Regions from separate parts of the Homo sapiens genome. Here regions 1 and 2 are each linked to region 3. A link is a contact called in ENCODE Hi-C data. All regions are on one chromosome and are shown on one strand. The core of a region is the stretch at or near the end of the contact, and the rest is flanking DNA. Distances in the headings are between cores, read along the strand shown.

Region 1 (4,328 bases), core at 1,684-4,183, 3.5 Mb after region 3:
AATCTCGTTGGACACGTTCAGTATTCCAATGGTATGATCATTTAACTTCAATCTTTGTACCACAGATAGCTATTGAAGATGCTATATGGGATATAGAAGCCTTAACAAATTACACCCAAAAGGCCCTGAATGATGGCTACATGAGTTACCTCTTTGCCAAACGACGGGGTCATGCTTATGAGGAAAGCAGTGCTGCAAAATCATATGGCTTTAGATACACTAACGGCAGCACAAGGGGGCACTTGCACCAGAACAACTGAATGTTGTGTGTATATTCCAGAAAATGAAGAACATAACCCGGCTTATGACTGATATGAAAACCCAGATAATCAACCTGTCAGACCCAAAACCCTCACTGATTGGTTGAGCAGCTGGTTTGGATTCTGGGGAACTTGGTGGCACAAGCTAGTGCTTATAATAAGAACAATTTCTGATCTGTCCTGTTTTTGCTTATAATGTTGTTGTGGTATATGTTTGCAAATAAGTCCATGTGTAACTGAAAGGGCTAGGGTAATGACTGCTCAGAGAATTGCTCTAATTCAGGAGGCAGTAATGTAGCCTGACCTAGCTTCCAGTTTTGCCCTCCTTTTGTTGCTATAAGTCTGGCCTAGGTCCCTATACATTTTTCTTTTTTTCCTCTTTTTTCCTTTCCTCCCTATTTTTTATCTTCGTGGGACATGATCTCCTAGGAATGAGCATTCCTCGTGACGGAGGACTTGAACTTCTAGGAATAAACCATCCCAGCAACAACAAACCAGCAGGTGGGAAGAAAGGAGGAAGCAGCAACCTGAGGCCAGGAACCCACATTCCTTTTTAAAATGCTTTTCTCCAAAAGATTTTAAAGAAAAAAAAGGGGGGAAATGTGAAAGGAAATTAAATTTTGGGACGCCAAATTCACTTAGCCAAAGGGAAGAGTCAAGCTGGGAACTGGGTCACGCAAACCTGTCTCCCCCTTTTGGTTCCTAAATAAGATGGCTACAAGATGAAAGGCTACACGCCTCCCCCATATTTTGCCCACAAGGAGATTCCTGGTGAGCTGTTGAAATTTCACCATGGTGGCCAGGCGCGGTGGCTCACGCCTGTAATCCCAGCACTTTGGAAGGCCGAGTTGGGCGGATCACTTGAGGTCAGGAGTTTGAGACCAGCTTGGCCAACATGGGGAAACACCGTCTCTATTAAAAATACAAAAAGTAGCTGGGTGTGGTGGCACACAGCTGTAATCCCAGCTACACGAGAGGCTGAGGCGGGAGAATTGTTTGAACCTGGAAGGTGGAGGTTGCAGTGAGCCGGGATCACGCCAGTGCCCTCCAGCCTGGGCGGCAGAGAGAGATTCCATTTCAAAAAAATAAAACTTAACCATGGCAATGCAAATTGATAGCTTATCTTTACAGGTGCAGTCACCCTAGCCCATCTGATTGTTCCCCTACCACATTTTGTCTGCGTTATCTTATGTAAAATGCAGATTCCCCACGTTTTTCCTCTGCCCGTTTGTTTGTGAAAACTCTGCTTCTCAATACTCCGCCCTTTCCCCTTTAAATCTGGGGCCCTCAAAATCATTTTTGGAGAAAGGCGTAGACCTGTCTCCTGGGTGCGTCCTTAACTTTGGCAAATAAATCTCCTAAAATGATTAGAGACTTGTCTCGTCGTTTTCTTCGATTGACAATATATACACACATACATACGCATACACACACACATATATACGCGCACGCACATGCACACATATACATGTCCACACACATGCACACACACGTACATATGCACACATACACATGTACACATCCACACGCGCCCACACACACACACACACACAGACGTGTCTCACACCACAGCAGCCGCCTCGGGGGAGTCACAGCCCACGCATCCCCAACACTGCGGTCGCGCTCACTTCTCTTTCCACGCCCGGGGGGAGCAGCTTCCCCGCTGGGCCACGCTGACTCTGGGGAGGCGGGCGGGGCGAGACCACTTCTGGGGAGGACGCCCAATCTGGGGACTTTCTCTAGGTGCCCGGGGAGAAGGCGGCGCAGCAGCAAAGCCCTGGAGGGCCCAGTGGCGGAAACAGACGGACCCCTCGCAGCCTCCCGCCGACAGCGGCCCTGCCCAGGTCTCCAGGCTTCGATGCCTTCGTTGCTTTGTGCGGCGCACCCGCCTACGTCAGTTCCCAGTATTTAAACAAAACGTGTTCCTAGCTACGCAGCGCCAGGCAACCAGGCGGTTCCCACGCTTCCCCGAGTGGCACACCCTCCGCGCAGCCCACGCGGCCTCCCCACGCCCAGCTCCCGCCGGCCCCGCCTCGCGTCGTCCTTCGCCCCGCCCCCGTTGCCGCCCCCCCCGCCCGCACACTGCCCACCTGGCGTTGTCTTCACCCCGCTTACACGCCGCTCGCTTCGCTCTGGTAGTCGCCCACCTCGCGCTGCCCTTCTCGCTTCAGTCTTCGCCCTGCCCACCCACCGCCCACCTCGCGCCAGTCTTCGCCCCGCCCATTCACCGCCCGCCTCGCGTCAGTCTTCGCCCCGCCCAACCACCGCCCGCTTCGCGTCGGTCTTCACCCCGCCCACTCGCCGTTCGCCTCGCGCCTTCGCCCCTCCGCCGTTGTCGCCCCGCCCCTTCTTGCGTCCAGTCTTTGCCCCGTCCCTCGCCGTCGCCCCGTCCACACGCCGTCAGCTTCGCGTCTGTCCTCGCCCCGCCCACCTACCGCCCCCCTCGGGCCTTCGCCCCTCCGCCGTCGTTGCCCCGCCCGCCTTGCACCCCGTCTTCGTCCCGCCCCGCGCCGTGGCCCCGCCCACACGCCGTCAGCTTCGCGTCTGTCCTCGCCCCGCCCTGCATCATCGCCCCGCCCTGCATCATCGCCCCGCCCACACGCCGCCTGCCAGGCGTGAGTCTTCCTCCCGCTCTGCGCCGTCGCCCCGCCCACACGCCGCCACCCTCGCGTCAGTTGTCGCTCCGCGCCTGCGCCCGTTGTCTCCCTGCTCGCTCCGGGTCCCGGCGCCGCGCCATGTGGGCTGCGGCGGGCGGGCTGTGGCGCTCCCGCGCGGGTCTCCGGGCCCTGTTCCGTAGCCGCGATGCTGCGCTATTTCCAGGCTGCGAGCGGGGACTTCACTGCTCTGCTGTCTCCTGCAAGAACTGGCTCAAGAAATTTGCCTCGAAAACCAAGTAATGCGGCGGGGGCGGTGTCCCTGGGCGCGGTATTCCCTAGGGGGCGGTGTCCCCGGGTTGCGGTGTCCGCTCATCCGCGTTCTTGCGCCCATGCGGCCTAGCTCGCCAGTTCCTGCCTCCTGGGGTCTGCAGCAGTTCTAGCTCTCACTGTCAGCATTTGCAGCTTTTGTGTTCGTGGACGTGTGTCGGGTTAAGAAAACAAAGTGACAATGTGTGTTTATTTTGATTCTTGTCACCAGACGTATTTTTCAGAAGATTAGTTTCAGAAAATGAGGAAAAATGAAAAAATATAAGAATTTCCTTGCTAATGTTGACTTTCTGTGTGAATTTGAAGACTAAAGCTTGTCATGATAATTAGTGTTTTTAAATTATGAAAGATAAGTACAATAAAATACATTGACTTTTCACACTGCTTTTAGTTCTTCTAAGTATGGTAGGTGGTTGTATGTTTTCTACTTTAATACACTACTTTTAAAGACAGTTTTAGACCCTGCAGAAAAATTGCAAAAATAGTACCGCGTTCCTGTGTCCTGGCACCCAGCTCCCCCTGTGTTAGCGTCGGACTTTAGCTTCCAACGTGTTCCAGTTAATGAGCCGATATTGATAAGAGTGTTGCTAACTGAAGCTCATACTTTATTCACTTTTCCTTGGTTCTGCCTGCTGTCCCTTCCTGTCCCAGGTGCCCACCCAAGGTCCACGTTACATTGAATTGTCTTGTTTCCTTAGGCTGGGGTAGTGTCCCAGACTGTCCCTGGTTTTGATGGCTGTGCCAGTTTTGAGGGGTACTGGTCAGGTGCTTTGCAGGATGCCTCTCTGTTGGAATGTGCCTGTTTTTTTAATGCTTAGACGTGGATTATGGCTTTTGGGGAGGAAGACTACAGAGGTAAAGGCCATTCTCATCGCACCGTATCCAGGGTCCACGCTGGCCGTGATCCCCTGCATGAGGTGCTTGCCAGGTTTCTCTACCGTAAAGTTACTCTTTTTGCCCCCTTTCCTTACTGTACTCTGGGAGAAAGTCGCTGTGTGCAGCCCATGCCTAATGAGTGGGGAATTTTGCTCATAAGTGGTTTGCATTCTGCACAAGGGATATGTCTCTTCACCCCATGTATTAATTCATTCATATCACCAAGAACTCATGGGTTATAATCCCGTGTTACTTAGTTTTGTTCGAA
Region 2 (4,321 bases), core at 618-3,117, 3.2 Mb after region 3:
TTACCTGGTTGCTCTGTTTTTATGGGATTGTGAGAAACTGAAAAACTGTGACTGCTGGAGCCATTTTCCCACAATCCCCATTTTTTAAAAATCCCATAAAGGCTCTCTCGTGAGCACCGCACGTTTTCCCTTGTAGTCACGAGGGTAGGGGCTGGAGAAAGCAGCAGAGATAGTCAAAAACCCACAGCTACAAAAAATGCACTCCTAAGAGCAAGTAATGGCGAGGGCTAAAAGGCACTGTGCCCCTTCTGGGCCATTCTAATTACCACATTTAAATGGTTTTGAGAAAAGAGAATTTTTATCTGAGGAACGCGAGTTCTTTTAATTATCAGGCCGAGAGAGACATTCAAATGAGGCGACAATCGCGCCCTACTACCCCTTGACCTGTGTTCACCTCTTTAAACTGCTACTGGTGGCAACAGCGCCACAAACAGCTATAAATTAACCTAATGACGCCACAATGGACACTATACCCACACTCAATAGCTGAACAACATATAGTCAGTCACTAATCAATGTTATTTCTGTAAACCAGTGAGAATTCCTCACAAACAAGTTCCTATTAGTCCACTCCCTGGCCCCCTTTTTTGCCTTTAAAATCCACTGTTAACTGCTAATCGGAGTACACATTCAGGGCGCCTTGAATTTGTGCTCAAGTGTGGCCCAAATAAACTCTCTACTTAGAGAAACTGTGTCTCCGCTCGTTTTCAGGCCGACAGTTTCCAAAATGTTAGTATTCAGCCTAACATGAGAAAAGTCACCATATAAAAGTGAGGGGGGAAAAGCAAATACAGGATAATCTCAATTGTATATAAAATTTATATACGTAAGGACAAAGATACATAGTAAAAAAAAAATTCTGGCAGGTATTAAGGCTGAAAAAATTAAAACAGTCCAGAGCGGTCTGGCTCAGGCCAGCCTGGGCCTGCCGAGTAGCTGGGACCTCAGCCACCGCGCCTGGCTAAGTATTAATGAATCTGTTTTAGAGATAGGGTCTTGCTACGTTGCGCAGGCTGGTCTCCAACTCCCAGGCTCAGGTGATCCGCCCGCCACAGCCTCCCGAAGTGCTGAGCCTCCCAAAGTGCTGAGACTACAGGCCTGGCCGCCCGCCCGCCAGCTTAATTCACGTAAATTCCAGACAAACGTAGAAAGTGGCTCCTTTAGTAAGCCACTTGCGGCTGCTGCTCATCAGGGTTCGCCTGGGGCCACTGAGACCACGCGCCGGTGCCCGCCCTCCCGCTGCGGTCCGATTTTCTGAACCAACCAGGCGCTTCCGGGCGCCTTGCCCCAGACGGGCCCACCGCCTGCGCGGGCCGAGGGCGGCGCACCTGCCCCTGCGCTTCCGCATCGAAGGTGAGGTCGGAGGAAGAGAAGACCGCAACCCCCAAGCTCCCGCGGCGTGGGGTCCGGGGGGGGACACGAGGCGGGGCCACCAGGACGCCGACAGCCTCACGTCTCTGGGCCCGCGGCGCGCAAGGCATGCCGGGACCCGTAGTCCCGCGACGTTGCGACTCACAGTGCGCGATGGGAGTGGAGGAGAGCGGCTCGCGGTGCATGCCGGAACTCGTAGTCTCGGGATGCTGGGTCTCAGCGCGTGATGGGGTAATGGCACGCAGGCCTGCGTTGAACGCTGGGACTCGTAGTCCCGCCATGCTCTGTCCGCGGTGCACGCCGGGATACGTAGTTCCGAGCGCGCCAAGACCGTCACTGGGACTGGGCGACAGCGGCCCGCGTTGCATGCCGCTGCTCCACGGTGCCGGCGCTCCGAGGAAAAGTAGGTAGGGCTCAGGAACGCAGTTCTTCACGGCCGGCACGCAGGGTTGGTCCCAGGACGGAGCCGGCTCCGGCCCCGCGCGGCGCTCGTATTTACACGCGCACGTACGCACGTACGCGGCGCCCTTGCGTGACGTCACGCGCCCTCCAGGAAGTCGGCGCGGGCTAGGCGACGGGTGGAAGCCGGTACCGAGAGGAACTACAGCGTCGCCGCCTGGGTTGTGTCGCCGCGGTAGGCGCTGCGCTCTGAGCGCAGCGCAGGCCCCGTACCGACCGCCCGCCCGCCCTCTGTCCGCGATGGAGGTGCCGGCCGCGGGTCGCGTTCCTGCCGAGGGCGCCCCGACGGCGGCTGTGGCCGAGGTGCGCTGCCCGGGGCCCGCGCCGCTGCGCCTGCTGGAGTGGAGGGTGGCGGCGGGCGCGGCCGTGCGCATCGGCTCGGTGCTGGCCGTGTTCGAGGCCGCCGCCTCCGCGCAGTCCTCCGGGGCCTCTCAGTCCCGTGTAGCCTCCGGGGGCTGCGTGCGCCCCGCGCGGCCGGAACGCAGGCTGAGGTCGGAGCGCGCGGGCGTGGTGCGGGAGCTGTGCGCGCAGCCGGGCCAGGTGGTCGCCCCAGGGTGAGTGTGCTGAGCCGGGCGGGGCCGAGGGCGGGCGGCTCCGGGGAGGGATCCTGGAGGACCCCCGGGCTGCTGCGTCCGCGGTGGGCAGGGGCGCCCCTGGTGAGGGAGCGATAAAGCGGGACGCAGGCACTGCGCTTCTCCCCTAAAACTGGATAGTCACCACCTGTGGTTTTACCAACGGGGAGCATTTTGAGATAAAAGGAAAGGGTCCTGCGTAGCGACACGAAGTTACTGTTTGGAAAAGCTATGTTTGTTTCTTTCTTTCTGCAGTGATAGTCCCCGCCCCTTCCTTTAGCTCCACCTTTGTGACTTAGGAAAACTCATGGGTGGCTGTGAGCACAAGAGTCATCAGGCAGGCTCCAGACCTGTTATTGAAATATAAACTGTTGGGTGTGTGCACATCTTTAAATTTTTGTAAACTTTGTGAAACGCAGTTGTAAAACCTGGTGCAGTTCTGTTTCGTGGCTAAGGAACGGGCGGAACCCAGGCCTGCAGCGAAGGCAGTAGCCCCGTGGTTGACCACAGTGGGCATTGTCGCAGGCTGCTTCAGGGTGACGTGGGCGTTGTGACAGACTCCACAGCTCTCAGTAGCTGTGCTCTGACCCCAGAAGGGGATATGTTTCCGTAGCACCGAAGTGTCCAGCCATGTTTGAATCTACCCTTGTGTTCTGGGATGGGCGGGCAAGTGGACACGCGTGTGCGCCTGGCTCTGGTAGTTTTGATTGTGAGAACAGAAACTCCAGGGAGAGGTGGACACTCCAGCCCGCAGTGGGCCGGGCGTGAGCTCCCTCTGGGAAAGGTGCCGCTCCTTCTGGGGATGCCACTCTCTTCCCTCCTCGGCAGCCGCGGCTCCTCGTCCCTTTGGCTTGCCCTGACCCTGTGTTTGTTGAGGATCTTCTCTGCATCTGGTTCCGCAAGAGTGAGGACTGGGACAGGAGTCTTCCCGTCACAGCCCCAGAACGTCCTGGCTCCGCTTCCTTTGGAGACAGAGCCTGGGTCCTTGACCCTCGGCACGGGCACTCACTCCTGCCCCCTGCGTGCTGGTGGGTGGGGCTGGGAGGTTCAGGGCCTTGCCTCCCAGAAAATGCCTTCACGGCTTCCTCAGTGGGCACTGGCCGTACCTGGGAGGATTGTGGAGGCAGATCCCAATGCTGGTGTATTCCCTGGACAGAAAACCCCAGGATGGAAGATCCCTACTGAGGTTTCATTCTGTTCCTCTGATTGTACAGAAAGGGCTGCTTTGGCCTAGACAGGTGAGTAACTTGGTTATGTGGCAAGTTAGTATTGAAATTCCATGTTCAGTCAGTCTAGTGAATAAAACCAACCCAGTGCATCAGTCAGTCAGCCAGCCAGGTCATGAGCTTGATGACGGGTTCCCAGCAGTCAGTAGTGTTTACAGGGAGGTGCTGTTTGAGATCTTGGGGTACCTCACAGGGCCCTTTGAGACACTGATGTGATATCATTTCTCCTCAGATGGAGCGTCTGTGTGGCACCAGGTGTCCCTCTGGTTCCAGGAGGCTCATCTCTCTGCCTCCAGTCCATGGGCGGCAGGTAAATCCTTGCCTTAGAGAAAGCCACAGACGGTGCTGCCTGGAATTTGAGGTGGCTTCTTCCCCGTTTCTGTGTACTCCTGTGGGTTTGTGTACATGGGTTTTATGAGCGTTCTGGGGAGTGTGGTGGTGGTGGTGTGACGTCAGCATTTCCGGAGGTGTTCCTGCCCGTGCAGTGGGCGTGGGTGCCATAGATCCAGGAAGGAGCGACTGGAAGGGCTTTAGTCTAAAGCCCTGTGTGCATGTGCCCTGGCAGTTCTGGTCGTCTGTTTGGAATCAGGTTCCTGCCTCGCAGTTGCATTAGCCAGCTGAATTCGGGAGGTGCATTTGCAGCAGGAGTCCATGCTGCTGACGGTCGGCTCCGTGTGGTCCAGATGACACTGC
Region 3 (4,730 bases), core at 330-2,829:
ACGTCACAATTCACTCCCTGAAAAATCACACTCCCCCTCCAGTTTCTTCCCCTGCAATGATTTCAAAGACATTAAATCTTTTCCACTTTATAAATGCTGATCTGTTCTGCCTCTACTCCCACAGGCTCTTATTTGCATTTCAAATTCCACAGGTTACACCAGTCGCCTTTTCAAAAAATGTAAACCAACAATGCAGCAGCAAATGGCTTTTTGTGCATCTGGATTAAATAAAGCACAGAATGAATATATTTAAAAAGAGGGCTGCGCAAGTTGATCTTTGCACACCCGGAGACCCGGTGACTCTTTATCAGCGGAATGAGTAAGACACACACACAGCCCCCAGAGCTCCCGGTCTGCTGCGGGAAGCTTATTAACGCTGATAATAGATGAGGCTGACTTACAGACCCACATTTTTCGGGTAAAAGGCTGGTTCCCTCTGGTCCCTAATTGCGGGGGTCCACTGGCTTTCCTCACCACACACATAAACTGCTGCTTTTAAATACCCCACTCGGCTGCCATTTAACAAACTTATTCATACAAAGTTTCGTTAAAACTTGAGGCGGTTTAATCTAAATACTGATCGTAACTATTCAGTCTGTTAGTTCTCCCTGGAAATGGCAGCGGAGGCGCCTCCCCCCACCTCCCGCCCAACCACACACACCCCACCGCATTCTTCCTTCATACACCCGGGTTCATCTCGCCACCGAGGCCTCCCCCACCCGCACCCGGCGGGGCGCAGCTCCGAGGAGTCCCTGCCCACCCCTCTCCGAGTCGGTGCCAGACCCTCGCCCCCACCCCCACCCCCGCCCGAACTTCCCTTCCAGGACCTCTCACTTCTTTAACGTTAGGGTCACTTAGAAGCTCCCAGCAGACTGGCAAGCAGCCGGGGAGGGGGCCGTAAAAAACAAGGCCACCCCCACCTCCACGCAAACACGTCCCCTAGGCAGCAGCGCGCGGTGCCCACAGGCATCGATCCCATCCGCCAAACCCTTAATAATTGAAGCGGCTCCTCGGGCCCGCAGCCCCATCACCCACCTTCATTAGCCGGAGCGTTTTACTTTAAAGTAAGGCAATTTGCTCTTTGTCTCCTAATGGATGGAGAGCGCATCCGAGCTCCCCTCCTCCCGCGTCGCCTTTGACAAAGTGTACAAAGCCAGAGCCTCTTCCGCGCTCCCACCCCGGCCCCCACCCCGCCCCTCCACTGCGGTAAAAACCACCTCCCGGGCGCTCGCCCCGCCGCCCGAAGTTGCATCTTCCCCTATCCTGGAATTGACGAGCAGAGCAACTACCCACCGGGAAAGCCAAGTAGCCCTCCCCGCGCCCGGGGGGCCCCTCCCCGGCGCACCCCCCTCCCCAGCGCCTCCCCCCCTACCCCCAGCGGCGCACACCAGAGTACGGGGCACGTCGGGGCTCCGGGCCCCGCGCCCACCGCCCGCCCGCGGCCCCTGCGGCGCAGCCCTCCCCCCGCCCGCGGCCCCTACCTTGGCAGGGAGGCGGCGGGCCTGGGGAGGAGGACGCGCACGCCCCGCGCATCTGAAGGTGAAGCCGAGCGCCCGCGGCGCGGAGCCGAGCGCTGCACTAGACCGACCGCGCCAGCTGCGCCCGGGCGCGGGGGACGCGCGAGGGCGCGCGGGGCCCGCCACGCGCCCGGCCCCCTCCTCGCGCCGCCCGCGCGCGCCCCGGACGCGTCCGCCCCGCGGGGGCCCCGGCGCGAGCCGGGCTCGGGGGGCTGCGCGGCACGGGGAGGGGGCCGGGCGCTCACGGCCCGGCGCAGGCCGGAGGCTTCCCCCAGCCTGGAAATGGTCTGCCCTGTAGGAAACGCACACTCCACTATTGTCTCATCAGCACAAAGTTCTGCCACACTGAGGGGACAGTCTGGAGGCTTGCAGTGACTCAGACACAGCCAATTCCTCCCCTAATAGCACTGAATCACGGTTCCAGCGGCCAGTGGTCGCCCCTCGTCAAGGTCTAAGGCTGCTGCAGCCCCGGCTCCCGGAGGCCGTTTCCGCGCGCACACGCGCATCCATACGTACAGACGTGCTCGGGATGCGGGTCCCGCCGGCGGGTACCTGGGCACTGCGCCCCATCTGGACTGAAATGGGGACACCCCTTCGGGGGTCCCAGGTGCGTGTGCATTACACACGGCGTAGCGTGTGCGTGTCACTCAACTTCCTGGTAAATGCCTCTGGGGGTGTTCAGATGCAGGATCAATACATTAAGTCCTGAATCAAGGGTCACAGAGGTCCCGCTGGAAAGACTTCAAACAGCGGCTCTGCCACCCGGCCATTTAAAAATGAAGGGGTTGTTTACCGGTAGCCTCGAAAGTTCAACTCTTATTTTTCTGTTCTTAAAACTTCATTTCTTCACCTCACCTACTCCCCACGAGCAGTAGTTAGTTGTAATAAGTTGAGTCTGGGACTAGAAATCCTAATTTGACTCCAAAACGCTCTCCTGTTACAGGGCAGGGATGGCCGGGGTGGGGGAGGGGAGGGCGGGCGCGCGGGGGCGGGGGAGGGGCGGGTCGGAGCTAGCGAGGGCGAGCGCCCCTTCACGGCCGGTGACGTAGACCCGGGGAGCTGCGGCCTGCGGAGGGGTAACACTATCTTCTCCCACCAGGCTCCTGGCCGTATTGTTCTCCTTCTCCTCGTGATAACTCCGCAGTGGAGGTGGATTCCGTCCAAGACGCCCAACGTGGCTCCGCGTAGCAATCAGCGCTGCAATCCTGGCGGTTACCTCAGCGGCGGCGTCTCTCTCTGCGCCTCACACTCGCAGCCCGCGGCCCTCCCCAACTTAGGGCGTTTACAAAAGAAACTACTCCAGACGCGCTGCAAAGGGAGGCGCATGTGCCCGAAAGCTGGCGATCAGACGGGGGGGGCATTCTGCATGTGTGATGTTTCTGGGGGCGGTGGGGAGTGTGTGTCGGGGTCGGGGGGCGGGGGGGAGTCAGGCAGAAAGACAGGGACAACCTCCGCTATGAAGGATCCGCGAGTCCTCAAATGTAAGCTCCGTGTGACTAACGACCTGCACTGATTTGGAGAGCGGGCATGTTAAAGGTCACGGACAATTGTTGCTGGCTTCAGCATGAATGCCTAAGTGGGATGTATTCTTCAGCAATCACGTTTAAGTCTGATTCACCGAAAAGTATTGACGTGCCCACCATTCATTTCAGTACACTGTGAAAATGCACAAAGAAAGTATCCCCAAATTCAGTTAATTACAAAGCCGTAAATGTCCTTGTATACACATATTATTACATACATGTAGGTAACAACAAAGATTAAAATTTGAAGACACTTTAATAGCTTTTTGGTAGGATTTTGGAATGAATATCAGTCCTGTAAACCTACGTTCATCTGCATTCTTGGGTCTATTTTAAAGTACAAACTTGCGCTAACAATTTCCATGTGTTGAAAATGGACAAGGTAGATCATTGAATGGTGATCAAGACTTCCAAACCCCTCCACATAAAACTGTTCATGACTTGCTTCCTTTTTCTAGCCGGTTTAGGGCCCTGTCTTAAGTCACCCACATGTGATTTCACTCAGGGCATTGTCTGTCTACAATAATATTGTGCTTTTAAACCATTTCCTTTCTTACACGTTTATCTACAGTGCATGCGAAATCTGAGAGCGTAATTTGATGGATGGGCAAAGAGTTAAGTCCTGGTGTCTGGTGTGGCAGACCTAGAAAATGGCAGCTGGAGGGCCAGCATCATTTTGTTACTGACAATTGAAACGTGTTCACATTGATTGTACACAAGTCACTGGTGGTTGTTCATTTGTCAATGCACTATTCCTAGCTCACTCCACACACACAAAAAAGGTATAAAAATCAAATGTTTAATACAAGTTTCCATACTATTCCTGTAACCATATTTAGCATTGCCAACATTTCAACTGTTTTAATAGCTTCAAACACTTAAAGTAACCATTAGGGATTAAGGGCACCGTTTGCCCCTGGAATGGCCCAGGAGAGCTTCTCCTATTTTGAAAGGTTTACGTAAATTATAGTATTTGGATGGAGCAAAGTCAGCAGTATTAATGGTTGAATATTAATGGTTGATTTTGGCTACTTGTTTTATTTTAGTGATATGTGATATTTTACACATGTATGGGGTACGTGTATTTGTTACAAGCGTAGAATGTGTAATGATCAAGTCGGGGCACTTAGGGTACTCATCAGCTGGGGTATTTATTGTTTCTATGCGTTGGGAACATTTCAAGTTCTGTCTTCTATCTATTTTGAAATACACAATCCATTGTTATTAACTGTAGTCACTGTAGTCTGCTATCAAATATTAGAACTACTCCTTCTATCTAACTGTATGTTTGTACCCATTCACTAACTTCATTCCCCCCCACCCTCTATTTATAATTTTATAACAGACAATAATTTTGGTTAATGAAATAAATGGGGGAAAGAAAGCATTTTCCCTTGCTATTGTCTAACGAATTATCCGTTCAGCCTTTGGGACTCCACCCCTTTCAACGTGTGATGAAATGGTGTTCAATGGTTATGGAGTGATTGAGGACGTTTAGATTAGAAACATTCTCGAGGACTTCCATTAAAAAGATAGCTCAGAGTAAAAACCAAAAAGAACTCCGCCCCCCACAAAAAAAAAGGCCTCCAGTGCCTGAAAGCTAGAAGTGAAACTGTCTATACTATAGCATAAAATTGAAGACAAACTAAAAAATACATATTAAATATTCATGCTCAAAAATTTAAGTGCT

Evidence for each region. Hi-C counts contacts between places; a loop is a spot of excess contacts on that map. Pooled maps may share reads with other maps.
Region 1: a loop to region 3 is called in a pooled map, with 33 times the contacts of the local background. The contact joins the promoter of RBFA here to the promoter of ZNF516 in region 3. A Hi-C loop is called at or near these places in 2 of 37 single-sample maps with no recorded cell type and 8 of 50 pooled maps.
Region 2: a map with no recorded cell type shows a loop between it and region 3 (24-fold over the local background). The contact joins the promoter of CTDP1-DT here to the promoter of ZNF516 in region 3. A Hi-C loop is called at or near these places in 4 of 37 single-sample maps with no recorded cell type and 7 of 50 pooled maps.

What each region holds. Positions count from the first base shown.
Region 1 is chr18:80,031,501-80,035,828 of GRCh38, forward strand. RBFA (ribosome binding factor A) reads left to right here and starts at 2,934. Exons shown (of 7, transcript NM_024805.3): 1 at 2,934-3,153. The coding sequence starts at 2,996. It also overlaps a transcript of TXNL4A not described here. RefSeq lists silencers at 2,220-2,389, 2,421-2,577, 2,460-2,779, 2,790-2,869, 2,980-3,129.
Region 2 is chr18:79,677,878-79,682,198 of GRCh38, forward strand. It overlaps CTDP1-DT (CTDP1 divergent transcript), which reads right to left and starts at 1,868. Exons shown (of 5, transcript NR_136643.1): 1 at 1,517-1,868. It overlaps CTDP1 (CTD phosphatase subunit 1), which reads left to right and starts at 1,926. Exons shown (of 13, transcript NM_004715.5): 1 at 1,926-2,384. The coding sequence starts at 2,071. RefSeq lists enhancers at 1,051-1,558, 1,559-2,067, 3,683-4,191, 4,192-4,321.
Region 3 is chr18:76,493,663-76,498,392 of GRCh38, forward strand. ZNF516 (zinc finger protein 516) reads right to left here and starts at 1,580. Exons shown (of 7, transcript NM_014643.4): 1 at 1,482-1,580. ZNF516-DT (ZNF516 divergent transcript) reads left to right here and starts at 1,677. Exons shown (of 2, transcript NR_164145.1): 1 at 1,677-2,124; 2 at 2,617-4,427. ZNF516-AS1 (ZNF516 antisense RNA 1) reads left to right here. Exons shown (of 2, transcript NR_136504.1): 2 at 1-256. RefSeq lists silencers at 610-699, 1,400-1,499, 1,630-1,689.